Regions from separate parts of the Homo sapiens genome. Here region 2 is linked to region 1. A link is a contact called in ENCODE Hi-C or POLR2A ChIA-PET data. All regions are on one chromosome and are shown on one strand. Each heading gives the region's core, a stretch centred on a gene start or an enhancer-like site at or near the end of the contact. The rest is flanking DNA. Distances are from core to core; before and after follow the strand shown. Region 1 holds the start of OST4 (oligosaccharyltransferase complex subunit 4, non-catalytic). Region 2 has its middle 14 kb from the start of TCF23.

Region 1 (6,900 bases), core at 1,012-3,511:
CATCCAAAGCTGATAAAGACCCACTGACCTAGGCACAGGAAGTTCTGTGAGGTGAATGAATTTCTGGGTGGTCCTAAAATAAATCCTTTCCTTCTTGTGCCTAACCCTAGGACAACCTACTGAGTCCACAGTTTGACCTGGAACATGGAGTGGAGGTAGGAGGAAGAGGTGACACTGCTCTTTCACCAGTTTCTAGAAACTTGGTGAAATTTTACCTTCTGGGCCTCAGTTTCCTTCCTTTTTTTTTTTTTTTTTTTTTTCCCTGAGACAGGGTCTCTCTCTGTTGCCCAGGCTGGAGTGCAATGGTACAATCTTGGCTCACTGCAACCTCCGCCTCCTGGGTTCATGCAAGTCTCCTGCCTCAGCCTCCTGAGTAGCTGGGATTACAGGCATGCACCACCAGCTAAGTTTTGTATTTTTAGTAGAGATGGGGTTTCACTATATTGGCCAGGCTGGTCTCGAACTCCTGACCTCAGGTGATCCTCCCGCCTTGGCTTCCCAAAATGTCAGGATTACAGGTATGAGCCACCATGCCTGGCCAGTTTCTTTCTTCATAAGATGATTTTGAAGGCCCCTTTCGGCTCTGATAGTCTAGGATACTATGCACCTGGGTCAATTGGTTTTAAGCACTTTCAAGGCTTGCTTTCCTGTCATTTTCAGTCTAGAAAGTTTAACTTCCAGGGCTGGCCTAAAGGTAGAGCTTATTTTTAAAAGGGAGGGCTAGTTCTGATTCAACAGTAGACCTAAGTGTTTGGTTGGACTTGGATCTGCTTCAAATTTCCAGGAGACATGAAGCATAATGACGTGTAATCCTTAAGACCTAGACCCTTACTCTCCCAGAGAGGAGCTGGAAACAGACCGCTTACTGAGGGATGCATAAGGGAGTACCTGTCTGGGGTTTCACCAGTGTTGTGTGGAGGGGACTCGGCTTTCTAAATATCAAGCTTCTGGGAAATATTGAGTGGGGGCTGGTGGTGAGGTGCGGGGAGGCCACGGGAACTACAGACTACTAAAGGCAGGGATTATGTTTAGAAGCCACGGGGCTGAAGCCCTTGGGTGACAAGCTGTTGATGGTCCCAGGCCCGGGAAGGCTACTTTGGGATAGTGCATCCCCAGCTCAGTGCACACAGGCGGGAAACTGGTCCCCTGTCCCAAGCCCATAGCATCTCCTGTAGAGTTTTCTTTGGCTCCGAGAAGCAGAGGCCTCCCCTGAGCCCTGGCCCCCCTCTACCGCAAAGCAACTGGCTTCCATTACCCCTGACAGCTCCAGAGCAACAGCCCAGCCCCCGGCCCCGGCCTGGCTCAGTGCCGTTCCCTTTTATGGTGAAGCTGAGAGAAAGCATGGAGTGAGGGGGGAGAAAGCTCTGGCTTGGGCAGAGGCTTGGAGAGTTCCAGGGTGCCTCTCCCCTCGCCAGAGACCCTCGGCTACCCGCAGCCACCGCTCTTCGTTCTCTTCGGCGACCTAATCTGTCCTGAACCCAGGACCCCTCTTGCTTGTCCCAGCCCTTCCTCCTCTTCTCCATTCCTCCCCTTCTCCCTCCCCCACATCCGGGGGGTGATTTCCCACTTGGCCGAAGTCCCACGGTTTGGGTTTTGATTCCGGGAGGGTCCGCCCTATTTCCGACGCCCACCTCCGGGGGGTAGGGTGGAGGGAGGGAGCCCGGCTAAGACAGAACCTGGTCAGATCACAAAAGGCAGGATGGTTCTACTTGGTTGCATGTGGGTCACAAAGGATGGCGCCGGAGAAAGGAGCACCCGGCAGCACCAGCCCTGTCCCCATTCTACAACGCCTCCTACCCCTGTCCCCGCCGTCCGGGCCAGGGAGAGGGCACTGAGGGCAGGACCCAAAGGAAGCACCTGGTTGGGCCGGGCCGGGAAGCGAAGGGTGGGCAGCAGTACTGAGGGCCGGGGCCGGAAGGGGGTTGGAGTATCCCGCCGGCCCCGCCGCTGCACCCTCGCCCCAGCCCACTCCTCGGCTCCGGGGAGGCGGCCACCACGGCTTCGCTAGCCGCGTCCCGAGCCACGCCAGCTGCAGCCAGCTGTGCGGTGCCGGGCCCAGGCGCGCGTCCGCAGCCCCGCCCCACCCCCTACGGCTGGACCTCCCACCGCAGCCGCGCCCGAGGCCCCGCCCCAGCCGCGGCCGTAACGCGCCGCGCGGAGCCGACGAGACGGCGGGGCTAGAGAGGCCGTCCCGACCGCGCCCCCCGCCGGAAGCGGCTTGTTCGGGCCTGAGCTGGCGCTACGAAGTTCCGGTCCAGGTCTCTGACTTCGGGCTTGTTCGCTGGTGGCGTCGGAGCCGAGCCGGACTGGTCAGGTCAGAGGCACGCAGGGGCCGTCCCACGGGCCAGCCCCGCCGTGGCCGTGGCCGTGGCTGGCCCGTGGGGCGAGGACGGGTTCTTGCGAGGGCGAGGAGTGCGCCAGCCCGCAGCTCAGCCCCTCTCTTCTCCGCAGGATGATCACGGACGTGCAGCTCGCCATCTTCGCCAACATGCTGGGCGTGTCGCTCTTCTTGCTTGTCGTTCTCTATCACTACGTGGCCGTCAACAATCCCAAGAAGCAGGAATGAAAGTGGCGCTTTCTCCGCCCCAGGTAACGGCCCGGGGCTGTAGCGCCCAGTCCCCAGAGCTGAGTGGCGAGGCCGCGCCAGGGCTAGCAGGGTTCGAAACTTACAATCAGAAAGTGTCGGGCCAAGCATGATACAGTCCAGAACTGGGCCCCTTTGTCTGCACAGAGTAGAGAGAGAGCGCGCTGTCCTCTCCCCGTAACCTGTTCCCTGCTAGAATGGGAGTGGGTTGCCTAACCCTCACAGTCTCCAGTAGGTAGATGCCCAAGTTGGGAGTATAGTTGTAAGGAGGCACTGACACCGGTAGGAACGAAGGTACCGAGGGAACCATCCAAGTATGAGGATTTGGGCTCTTAAATAGCCCTCATTTTCCCCAGGTTGTTTAGGCCTTATTTGGGCAGATTTTTTTTGGTGAGGGGGGTGACAGATGTAGAATTCTGTTTCCATGTTCTGAGGCCAGGGGTTGGCTGCTGACCCAAACTATAGAGAAGGAAGGGGGGGCTTTGGAGCCAGCCTTAAGTGTGGGTCACAAGTATAAAGGGAACATGGATGGGCGTTACTTCCTGAAGGATTCCCCAGAGGAAAGCTGCAGCATTTTCCTTACCTCAGGTCTTTCCCCCTCTTTTCTAGGGTTCCAGGACATAGTCTGAGGCAAGATGGAGGGTATGAGGGGCCTTCACACTTCACTTCATCCCTTCTACCCATCACAACATACAAAGCAACTACACCTGGATTTTTCCAAACAACTTTTATTTCCTCAGAGTCTTCCTTAATCCTATGGAACAAGAAGCTGCCACTGAATAGGGCCCAGTATAGGGGCTTGCTTTTCTACTCCCTCCCCCCAATATAAAAATATAGACTTTTTTTTGTGGTCCCAAAATCTTGTGCTGCGGAGGGAGGGAAGGGGTGGCAGGTCCCTGTTTTGTTCTGTCTCAAGGTGATACTCTGTAATGCCTTGGACAGCGTGGCTGGCATTCCAAGGACTTAACGGCTGTCACATGGAATCAGCGGCCTGGAGGGGAACTAGCATATTTCCCACTGTTACCCCATCTTGGGGCTATATCCTGGGCTTGAACATAAAGGCATTATCAGACCCGGGGAGAAACAGTCAGTGGGGGAGATTTAGGGACAAAACAAACCTCAGGTTGGCCCAAGGGACCCCTGCTGTAACAATTCCAGGATGGGGAGTCAGATAGACTACAGGATATAGGAGAAAAGGCAGGGGCAGAGCGGGGCCGTGGGGGCCTGGCCTGAGGCAGCCTGCAACAGAAAAGAGAGAGGAATCAGGGCTGTGAAAACTCTCCTCCTCTTCTGTTCTGCTAACCAGGGGCTGGGAAGTGAAAGAAGTGGAGCGAGATGAAGATGGGTAAGGATGGGCAAGTTGGTTACTGCACAGTGGTTTGACGCTGGAACCAGCCAGCTCCTAGACCTTAGGCCCTGACTAAAAGTTGTTTTCTTTTGCTTTGGATTGAAGACTTGGCCATGGTGGGGGAAAAAAAAATCAGGGACTAGATTCTTAATGGAAGTACATTTAGTCTTTGTGCTCAAAAGGAGTAGGGAAGCAGAAAATTATTCTGAATGACAGAAATGGGAATGAGGGGACAGAAGTGAGGGGTGGTGTGAGGGACTGGACCCAAGTGCTCACCCTGGTGTAGCAGAGCAGGATCCCAGCTCCAGCTCACTGCTCTCCCTGGTCCGGGGGGTAGGGGATGTGGGGCCTGAAGAGCCTTTCATCCCTCTGCGAGTCGGCGGTGAGCCCCGGCCCAACCTGGGCCTAGCCTGTGTGGACAGGGTTTGCGCTAAGAGGCTGGATTCTTCCATGAGTTTTTTGCTTTTAGTTTGCTTCTAGAGTTTCCATGCATAAGAGTGTTGTAGTATAGGGATCAGTAGAGGTACTGGGACATTGAATTCTAGCTGAGAGGGTGAGGCAAGATAATAGCCAGAGAAGTCCTGGATTCAGTCCATGACTATGCACTCCAAGTCTATAACTAGGGGTGGCAAACGGATCCAGCATTTAACCGCCATGGCTACACCATGACTAAGGTCTGGGTGAGTAGAGAAACACTGTGTAGAAAGATAGTGGAGGGTTGGTAGACCTCTCTCAGAGCCCTCTATGCTTTAGCCCCTGCCAGAGCAGTGTACACTTCACCCATCCAGTCAGCCTCTGCCTATACTCAGCTTTACCTAGCATGGGGATCTGGACTGAATCGGAGTTGGTGGCAGGGCTGTTCCTAGCAGCAGCAACCAAATGTGTTACCTGGGGAATCCGGGACCCCTCCTGGCGGAAACTCTCCTCGGACAGGTCTGGGCAGAAAGAGAGGAGAAGCTAAGGGCAGGGGCAGGGAAAGCCAAAGCTAGCAGGCTAAGGTTGGGGTATATCTGGCAGGGACACAGGTTGAAAGCAAGCAAATGACCTGGCTGATGGGGATGGTGGAGGGCAGGAAGGGGACTGGACAGACAGGCACTCAGGCACCAGAGAAGCTCTCTGATGTGGCCAAGGGTAGATGCAGTAAAGCAGTGCTGAGCATTTTCCCTCCCACTACCCAGAGGAACAGTGCCTTGCTGGGTTCTGCCAGAGTAGCTATGCTGGAGACCCAAAAATATTACCTGCAATCGAGTCTTGATGCAGGGCATCCGAGCTCCAGTCCCTAGCAGACCTTTCCCGATTACCATGACAGCCTCTGGTTTGTCTCCAGAGGACAAGAGTGAGCAACTGCTCCCTAGGGAACAGAGGAAACTGATCAGGGTAGGGGTCACAGAGAAGAGGAGGTAACTTCCAAAGGATCAGGGTTTCTTAACCTTGGCACGTTGACAATTTGGGTTGGATAATTCTTTATCGTGGGGAGTAGTCTTGTGCATTGTAGGATGTTTCGCAGCATCCCTAGCCTCTAAACAATTTATGCTGTTTCCTCATCTCCCCCCTCCTCAGTGTAACAACCAAAAATGTCTCCAGATGTTGCCTGATGTCACCTGGCAGCAAAATCACCCCTGGTTGAGGCTCTAGTCTGGTGGTCCAAGGGGTGGAGCAGCAACTCCAGGCTAGAATCGGAACGCACCCAAGCTTAACTCCTGTGTCAGTTTATACTGCCGCAATCATATGTTTAGCATTTGAGGATCAAGTCAGCTCTACCCAGGACTGGTGGGTTCAGTGCTACCCATTGAGGAGAGTTGACAGGTTGGGAGTAGGGGTCTTTGAATGAGGTAGAACATGTTGGACTAGAGTCTTAAAATCATTCCCATCCCTTTCTTTATATAGCTGGGTCTATAATTTAAAGGAGAAGAGATGGCTTTGTGTGAATGATACGGCTACACACAGCATTTAGCAGTGTTGACAGGAGAAAGTACCGTCATGCTTTTTTCATTCTCCTGTTTTGTCTAGTGTTGCCCAGCTCCTGGAGTCAGGGAATTTGCATAAGTAGCATTTTGCAGGTAGACAAAAGTCTTCAGGTTCCTCAACTGATAAAATGAGATTAAGTGTGTAGAGCAGTGCCTGGCACATAGTAAATGTTCAGTAAATGTTAACTATTGTTTTATTACACAGACACATTAATAAATTCCAGCTTCCTATACAAAGGCACCAGTGTTAGAGGTTTAGGATACCAAGAGGATAAGTGATGCCCCTGGTCTCCCAACTAGGCTTAAAGAACCTGGCCTGGCCATGGAGGAGGCTGGCAAACCCAGATTTCAGTGGCAGTGGGTACAGACCTGGTATGTTGAATGAATCAGGCAGTAGACAGGAGCCCAGCTTGTGTGAGGAGGCTGGGCCAGAACTAGTAGGAGCTGGGGATGGAGCGAGGCTGCCTGCAGGACGATGGTTCAGGGGCTGCTGCTGCCGTCTCCTGTCCTGGCTTCGGGGCTCTGAGTGGAAGAGATACAAGCAGATAAAAGGGCAAATAAGTGGGGCACTATGAGGCAGCCTTCACTGACCTGCTGGCTTCCGTGGTCAAAAGATGCCAGTTTTCAAGCTTGTCATCAGACCCACATCCCTCTCCTGAAGTAACTATTAATATAAGATGGGTAGAAAGACCTACTATTTATTACAGTTATCCATTCTCCACCAGCCTTCATCCTGCTAGTTTTTTTTTTTTTTTTTTTTTTTAAAGGTTTCCACTCTGTCATCCAGGCTGAAGAAGTGCACAATGGCACGATCATGGCTCACCGAGCCTCAGCCTCCTAGGCTCAGGTGATCCTCCCACCTAGCCTCCTGAGCAGCTGGCACTATAGGTGCCCGCCACCATGCTCAGCTAATTTTTTTTTTGTTTTGTTTTTGAGACAGAGTCTCGCTTTGTTGCCCAGGCTGGAGTGTGGTGGTGCGATCTTGGTTCACTGCAACCTCC
Region 2 (6,587 bases), core at 20-2,519, 94 kb before region 1:
AGGCACAACAATCCCTTGAACCTGAAAGGTGGAGTTTGCAGTGAGCCAAGATCATGCCGCTGCACTCTAGCTTGGGCAACACAGTGAGACTCTGTCTAAAAACAACAACAACAAAAATGACAAATAAAAAAGGGAGTCACGGGTGCCAAGGCCCTTATTATGGAGATGAAGCCTCACAGGGACCAGCCCTCAGAAAGAATAGATGGTAAATGTCTCTTTTCAGATTTTTTAAAGTGTCAGCCTCTCAGTTAATCTCTCCTAGATCTTGGAAAGGCCTAGAAAGGAAGACCTGGTTGCAGTGGTGGAGATTCTCTACAGATACAAACTTCCCCCACGAAAGACAGCTTTGCAGGACCATTTCAAAGTATGCCAAACAAATACATTTTGGAGTAAAATATTTTTATTTCCTTCAGGGCCTGTAATCTGCCATGTGGTGCTAAGCCACAGTCAGGTTGGAAAGTAAGCCACAGTATACTGCGTTAATTTTAAAAACCCAGTTAATGAGATTTTATGGTTTGTTGGGTATGATTTAACCCTTGCCTTTCATGGCCTCTAGCAGTTTCTAATCATTCATTGAGTCTTTAATTAAAATATCATATTTTTAATTTCTGAAAATTCTATTTTTCCCCCAATTCTGCCTGGTTATTAGATTTGTTGGAAATAAAGCTCAGGAAATAAAGCTTGCAAAGGAAATGAGCACTCAGATAACTTCTCTGCAAGGCAAAATTTTACTTCTATAGAAGGGTGCTACCTGCATGCAAGGCAGAGGCAAGGGAGCACACTGAACAAAGGAGAGCAGGCATTTTTATCCCTAATGCAGACCCTGTTCCTGGGTCCTCCCCCGGTTGGCTGGAGTCAGACCGCACGATCTAAGCTAATCCCGATTGGCTAGTATTGACATCATCGAAGGAGGCAAGGGTGGGCACTTGATGGGAAGGACGGGCACATAGGTGATGGGACATGCTTGGACGTGTTTGGGTGCAACAGAGATAGGGAGGGCTGATAGATGGACAGGTAACATTACTTTCAGAATAGAACAAAGAACCAGGAACTGAAACTTTTGAAGAGAAACTGTTTGTGCCTAACAGATTGTTGTTCAAAATTTGGTATCTTATTGCCACAGATACTCTCTTTTGCCAGTCTTATAATCCCTGTTTTAACCACAATGCTTGTCAGTTGTGCCTAAACACCAAAAGGGAGGAGGGGTATAACAAGACATGTCGGACCTCACTTCCCACTGTAAACCAAAAATAAAAGTCTAAACCCCCAGTCATCTGAATGGACTCCTCCTGTCCCTAAAGGGCATTCCAAAGTTAACCTGAAACACTAGTTCAGGCCATGATGGGAAGGGGGTTCAGACATGCCTCATGATACCCTCCTCCCTTTTGGATTTACTGATAGAACAGACTCTTTAAGTCTGATAAGAACATTTACAATCTATTCTCTCTGAAGCCTGAGACCTGGAGGCTTCACCTGTATCATAAAACCTTGGTCTCTACAACCCCTTATCTTAACCTGGACATTTCTAAGTCTTTAGACAGTAACTTAACTCTTTCAACCAATTGCCAATCAAAAAATCTTTAAATCTACCTAAGACCTAGAAGCCCTCCACCAGCTTCTAGTTGCCCTGCCTTTCTGGACTGAACCAATGTACATCTTACATGTATTGAGTGATGTCTTTTTTTTTTTTTTTTTTTTTTGAGGCAGAGTCTCGCTCTGTCGCCCAGGCTGGAGTGCAGTGGTGCTATCTCGGCTCACTGCAACCTCCACCTCCTGGGTTCACGCCATTCTCCTGCCTCAGCCTCCCGAGTAGCTGGGACTACAGGTGCCCGCCATCATGCCTGGTTAATTTTTGTATTTTTTAGTAGAGACGGGGTTTCACCATGTCAGCCAGGATGGTCTCGATCTCCTGACCTCATGATCCACCCATGTCGGCCTCCCAAAGTGCTGGGATTACAGGTGTGAGCCACCGTGCCCAGCCAAGTGATGTCTTATGTCTCCCTAAAATGTATAAAGCCAAGCTGTGGCCCAACCACCATATTCTGAGGATCTTCTGAGGGCTGTGTCACAGGCCATTGGTCACTCATATTTGGCTCAGAATAAATCTCTTCAAATATTTCACAGGGTTTGACTCTATTCCTCAACACCTTTGTGGCTGGGAATTCAGTTTTTCAGGTTTCTCTGGGGTCCCCTTGGCCAATAGGGGGTCTGTTCAGTCAGTTGGGGGACTTAGGATTTTATTTTTCGTTCACAAACTTCTAGTTAGGCTGACTTCTGACCACAGAGCTCTTGAAACTTTTTTTTCAAATCTATTATTATTAGATTTCATCCAGGATAAAGAGAAAGTAGGTCTCTCATTCAATTTGCATGGTTTTAAAACCAGTTTTTTCCAATAGTGCATGCAAATGAATTATTTTAGGCATTTCAAAGGACCCCCATTTTGACCACTGTTGCTTATGACTATTCTGGGTTATGCGGGTCCGTTTTCCTAGATATTTACAAAAGGACACTCCATTATGTGTTGTACATAAACCCAGTTGGTGTCTCCAAGAAAGGCTGCCTCCTTAGAGAGTCTTTGGAGTTGGATGATTTTTTACCCGTGTTAAAAAAAAAACTTCAGCCGAATTAAATTTAAAGGAGATTAATTGAGCAAGGAACGATTTGTGAATCAGGCAGACCCCAGAATCACAGCAGATTCAGAGAGACTCCAGGGATGCCTCATGGCCAGAACAAATTTATAGACAAAAAAAGGGAAGTGGCATACAGAAATCGGCAGTGAGGTACAGAAACAGCTGCATTGGTTGCAGGTTGGTGTTTACCTTATTTGAACACAGTTTGAACACTTAGCAATCTATGAGTGGTTGAAGTATGGCTGCTGGGATTGGCCAAGACTCAGCTATTGTTACAGGTGCATACTCCTAAATTAGATTTTCAATCTTGTCTGCATTTTTTTTTTTTTTTTTGAGACAGGGTCTTACTCTGTCACCCAGACTGGAGTGCAGTGACATGATCTTGGCTCACCACAACTTCCGCCTCCCAGGCTCAAGCGATTCTCCTGCCTCAGCCTCCCAAGTAGCTGGGATTACAGGTGTGCACCACCACACCTGGCTAATTTTTGTACTTTTAGTAGATATGGGGTCTCACCGTGTTGGCCACGCTGGTCTCAAATTCCTGACCTCAAATGATCCACCCGCCTTGGCCTCCCAAAGTGCTGGGATTACAGGTATGAGCCACCGTGAACCACCCTGTCTTCCTATTACTAGGTTACAGTTCGTCCACAAGGACTCAAATATAGAAGTATGGAGTCCTTCTCAGGCCATATTTAGTTTGCTTTAACGCCCATAATTTAGACACCTGAATCACTCAGGACTAAGCTCTGGGGAATGTTGCGGTTCCAAATGTGCTGCTTGTGAGTGTAGCTCCTCAATATGTCACCAATGAGTTGGGTCCACTCTTTTATGTGTCTCAGAAACTCGGAGTCCCTGGAGGGTCACAGAGGGTTCACTAGTGCTAGGTGACCAGGCTTCGCGTGCATTTGCTGGCAGAGCAAGAGATTGCAGATGTTCCTCTGAGAGAGGAAACCCTGTAAGGCCACTGGATATCATGGACAAGGGTCCAACACCTCCACCACGTCTCTAATTATTTAGAGCACTCTAACAGGTCAGAGGGAGCAAGAGCCTTTCATCTTTAGAGTGAAGAATCCATTCACTCTCATTAATTAGGAAAAATAACTTCAAGAGAGGTTGGTCATAGGTGAAACAAGTCTGATTTCCAGAATGAAAGGTCACAATGCAACAAGACCTCAGCTGAAAACGAAAGCAAACCGCCGTTCTCTGTGTTGGCAGAAAACAAAATCCTGATCCCCTGACTTCAATAGGAAAGTCAGAGACAGAGACCTTCATTCTGAGAGAGTCAAAAGAGAAACGGCCCAAATTAAAATCTGGACCTTAACCAAAGAAAGGGAGGTCCAGATTCAGAACTCACCTGCAACGCCGGATAGGACTTCTGAAGACAGAGGACACAGTGGATTTGTGCAGATGCTGAGCACTACTTCCAGAGAGAAACACCGGGTGGTCAGGGCTGAGTCACTCCAAATCCTGCTATGTCAGATATGTTGATCCAAAGGAAAAAAATGGAGGCAAAATTACGTAAGTAGAGAGTTTTGTGGGCCCAAGTTTGAGGAAGGCAACCCGGGAGTGTATATTCAGGGCAATTTGAATCCAATGTCCCAGGTTGCAGTCCTCAAACTTGGCCCAAATAAACTCTCTACTTGTATTAATTTTGCCTCAATTTTTTCCTCAATATTTCAAAAAAAAAATGTCATTTGTAGGCCAGGAGTGGTGGCTCACGCCTGTAATCTCAGCACTTTGGGAGCTGAGGAGGGAGGATCACTTGAGTCTTAGAGTTTGAGACCAGCCTAGGCAACATAGTTAGACCCCGTTTCTACAAAAAATTGAAAAAAAAAATAGGCAGGAGTGGTGGCACACACCTGTAGTCCCAGCTACTCAGGAGGCTGAGGAAGTGGGAGTATCACTTGAGCCTGGGAGGTCAAGGCTGCAGTAGGCTGAGATAATGCCACTCCACTCCAGCCTGGGCAACAAAGGGAGACCATGTCTCAAAACCAAAAAAAATAAAAAAATAAAAACACACACAAAAATGAAATGTCATTTGTGCAAAAGTCATTTTTACTCCAGCAGTTGGTCAAGTGTGCTTTACAAACCCTGAGTGTTCTCTTTCCTGCTCTGTTTCTTCATGTCTGCTTAGACTGTCTCTGGGGAAACACCTATAGATTTCATGGTTGCCATAACTGAGCACAAATTGAATGAAAGCTCCACAGAAAGAATGGCAATTATTGCATTAGGTGATGCGACCATCGCCCAGAACTATGTCAAATTGGGAAAAATAAAGGCTTTGAGAGAACTGAGTAACCTTACCAATACTCTTCTATTAAGACTTTTTATTCACAATGTTGCAATTTAGGAAGAGCTATGAGTTCCTTCAGACTAGATGATCTCCATGCCTTGGGATGTAAATTTAAGCAGAAAAGGTTCTCATAAAGAAGCCAAAGAGGATATTTCAACATTAAGCCAAGCATGGTGGCACAGGCCTATAGTCTCAGCTACTCTGTTTTTGGAAGGCAGGAGAATTGCTTGAGCCTAGGAGTTTTAAGCTAGCCTGGGCAACATAGTGAGACCCCCATCTCTTAAAAAAAAAAAAAGAAAAAAGAAAAAAAGGGCCAGGTGCAGTGGCTCACGCCTGTAATCCCAGCACTCTGGGAGGCTGAGAGGGGCGGATCATGAGGTCAGGAGTTTGAGACCAGCCTGGCCAACATGGTGAAACCCTGTCTCTACCAAAAATACAAAAATTTGGCCTGACGCAGTGGCTCACACCTGTAATCCCAGCACTTTGGGAGGCTGAGGCAGGTGGGTCACCTGAGGTCAGGAGCTCAAGACCAGCTTGGCCAACATGGTAAAACCCTGTCTCTACTAAAAATACAAAAAGTTAGCCAGGCGTGGTGGCTCATCTCTGTAATCCCAGCTACTCAGAGGCTGAGGTAGGAGAATCGCTTGAACCTGTGAGGCAGAGGTTGTGGTGAGCCGAGATTGTGCCTGGGCAACAAGAGCAAAACTCCATCTCGAAAAAAAAAAAAAAAGAAAAGAATTAGCCAGGCATGGTGGTGGGCACCTGTAATCCCAGCTACTCAGGAGGTTAAGGCAGGAGAATTGCTGGAACCTGGGAGGCAGAGGTTGCAGTGAGCCGAGATTGCGCCATTGCAGTCCAGCCTGGGCGACAAGAGAGAAACTCCATCTCAAAAAAAAAAAAAAAAAGAATGTACCTGTTCCTTCTCAAGGACCCCGGAGCTCCAGGGGCCCAGCCAGCATCATGCAGTTAGCTGATATGTGACACAGAATCTGTGACGTGGTTTTGCTGTGTCCCCACCCAAATATCATCCTCAATTGTAGTTCCCATAATCCCCTCGTGTCATGGGAGGGATCCAGCAGGAGGTAATTTAATCATGGAGGTGTTTACCCTCAGGCTGTTCTTGTGATAGTGAGTGAGTTCTCCTGAGAGCTGATGGTTTTATAAGGGGCTTTCCCGCTTTTGCTCTGCACTTTTCCTTGTTGCCACCATGTGAAGAAGGACGTGTTTGCTTCCCCTTCCGACATGGTTGTAAGTTTCCCGAGGTCTTCCCGGCCCTGTGGAACTGTGAGTCAATTAAACCTCTTTCCTTATTAAATTACCCAGTCTCGGGTATGTCTTTATTAGCAGCATGAGTACAGACTAATACAATCCATTTTCATCCAACTGGGCCTGGACCCAGAGCTGCTGAGGCGCTAAAGCATGATACAACTGTCAAGTGATTTAGGCCGACTCGATTTACTCAACTTGTTTTTCTGCTTCCACCATCATCAATGTGGAGGGTTGTTTCTATTCTGATTACTGGATCATACTTTTTGGTAAATTTTCCGAGGTTAAAGAAAAAGCAATTGTCTTTGGCCCTACGTAACTTCTGGCGTATTTAATGGCAGAGGCTCTTAGTTCCCTCTTCTCTCCCCAACATCTTAGTGCTCAGTTCCTACCTCTTT

Evidence for each region. A loop is a pair of places that touch in the nucleus more often than their neighbours do. ChIA-PET counts read pairs that join two places held with the same protein, here RNA polymerase II (POLR2A). Pooled maps may share reads with other maps.
Region 2: a loop to region 1 is called in a pooled map, with 2.3 times the contacts of the local background. The contact joins the enhancer-like site here to the promoter of OST4 in region 1. A Hi-C loop is called at or near these places in 1 of 37 single-sample maps with no recorded cell type and 5 of 50 pooled maps. POLR2A ChIA-PET finds 5 or more read pairs at or near these places in 11 of 52 experiments (AG04449, AG04450, BJ and 7 more).

Annotation. Positions count from the first base shown.
Region 1 is chr2:27,067,015-27,073,914 of GRCh38, reverse strand. It overlaps OST4 (oligosaccharyltransferase complex subunit 4, non-catalytic), which reads left to right and starts at 2,261. Exons shown (of 3, transcript NM_001134693.2): 1 at 2,261-2,314; 2 at 2,452-2,589; 3 at 3,194-3,443. The coding sequence starts at 2,453. The coding sequence ends at 2,566. AGBL5 (AGBL carboxypeptidase 5) reads right to left here. Exons shown (of 15, transcript NM_021831.6): 12 at 6,269-6,421; 13 at 5,171-5,283; 14 at 4,209-4,342; 15 at 3,297-3,823. The coding sequence ends at 3,652. RefSeq lists enhancers at 1,053-1,112, 2,543-2,782 and a silencer at 1,793-2,492.
Region 2 is chr2:27,159,858-27,166,444 of GRCh38, reverse strand. No RefSeq gene overlaps it. Among named protein-coding and RNA genes, the nearest start is that of TCF23, 14 kb to the right of the region's middle. RefSeq lists an enhancer at 744-1,053. Within about 2 kb of position 1,269, at least 3 of the 41 ENCODE cell types and tissues checked have a DNase peak (open chromatin) inside an H3K27ac peak, as active enhancers do; they include OCI-LY7, where a contact is called at or near this core.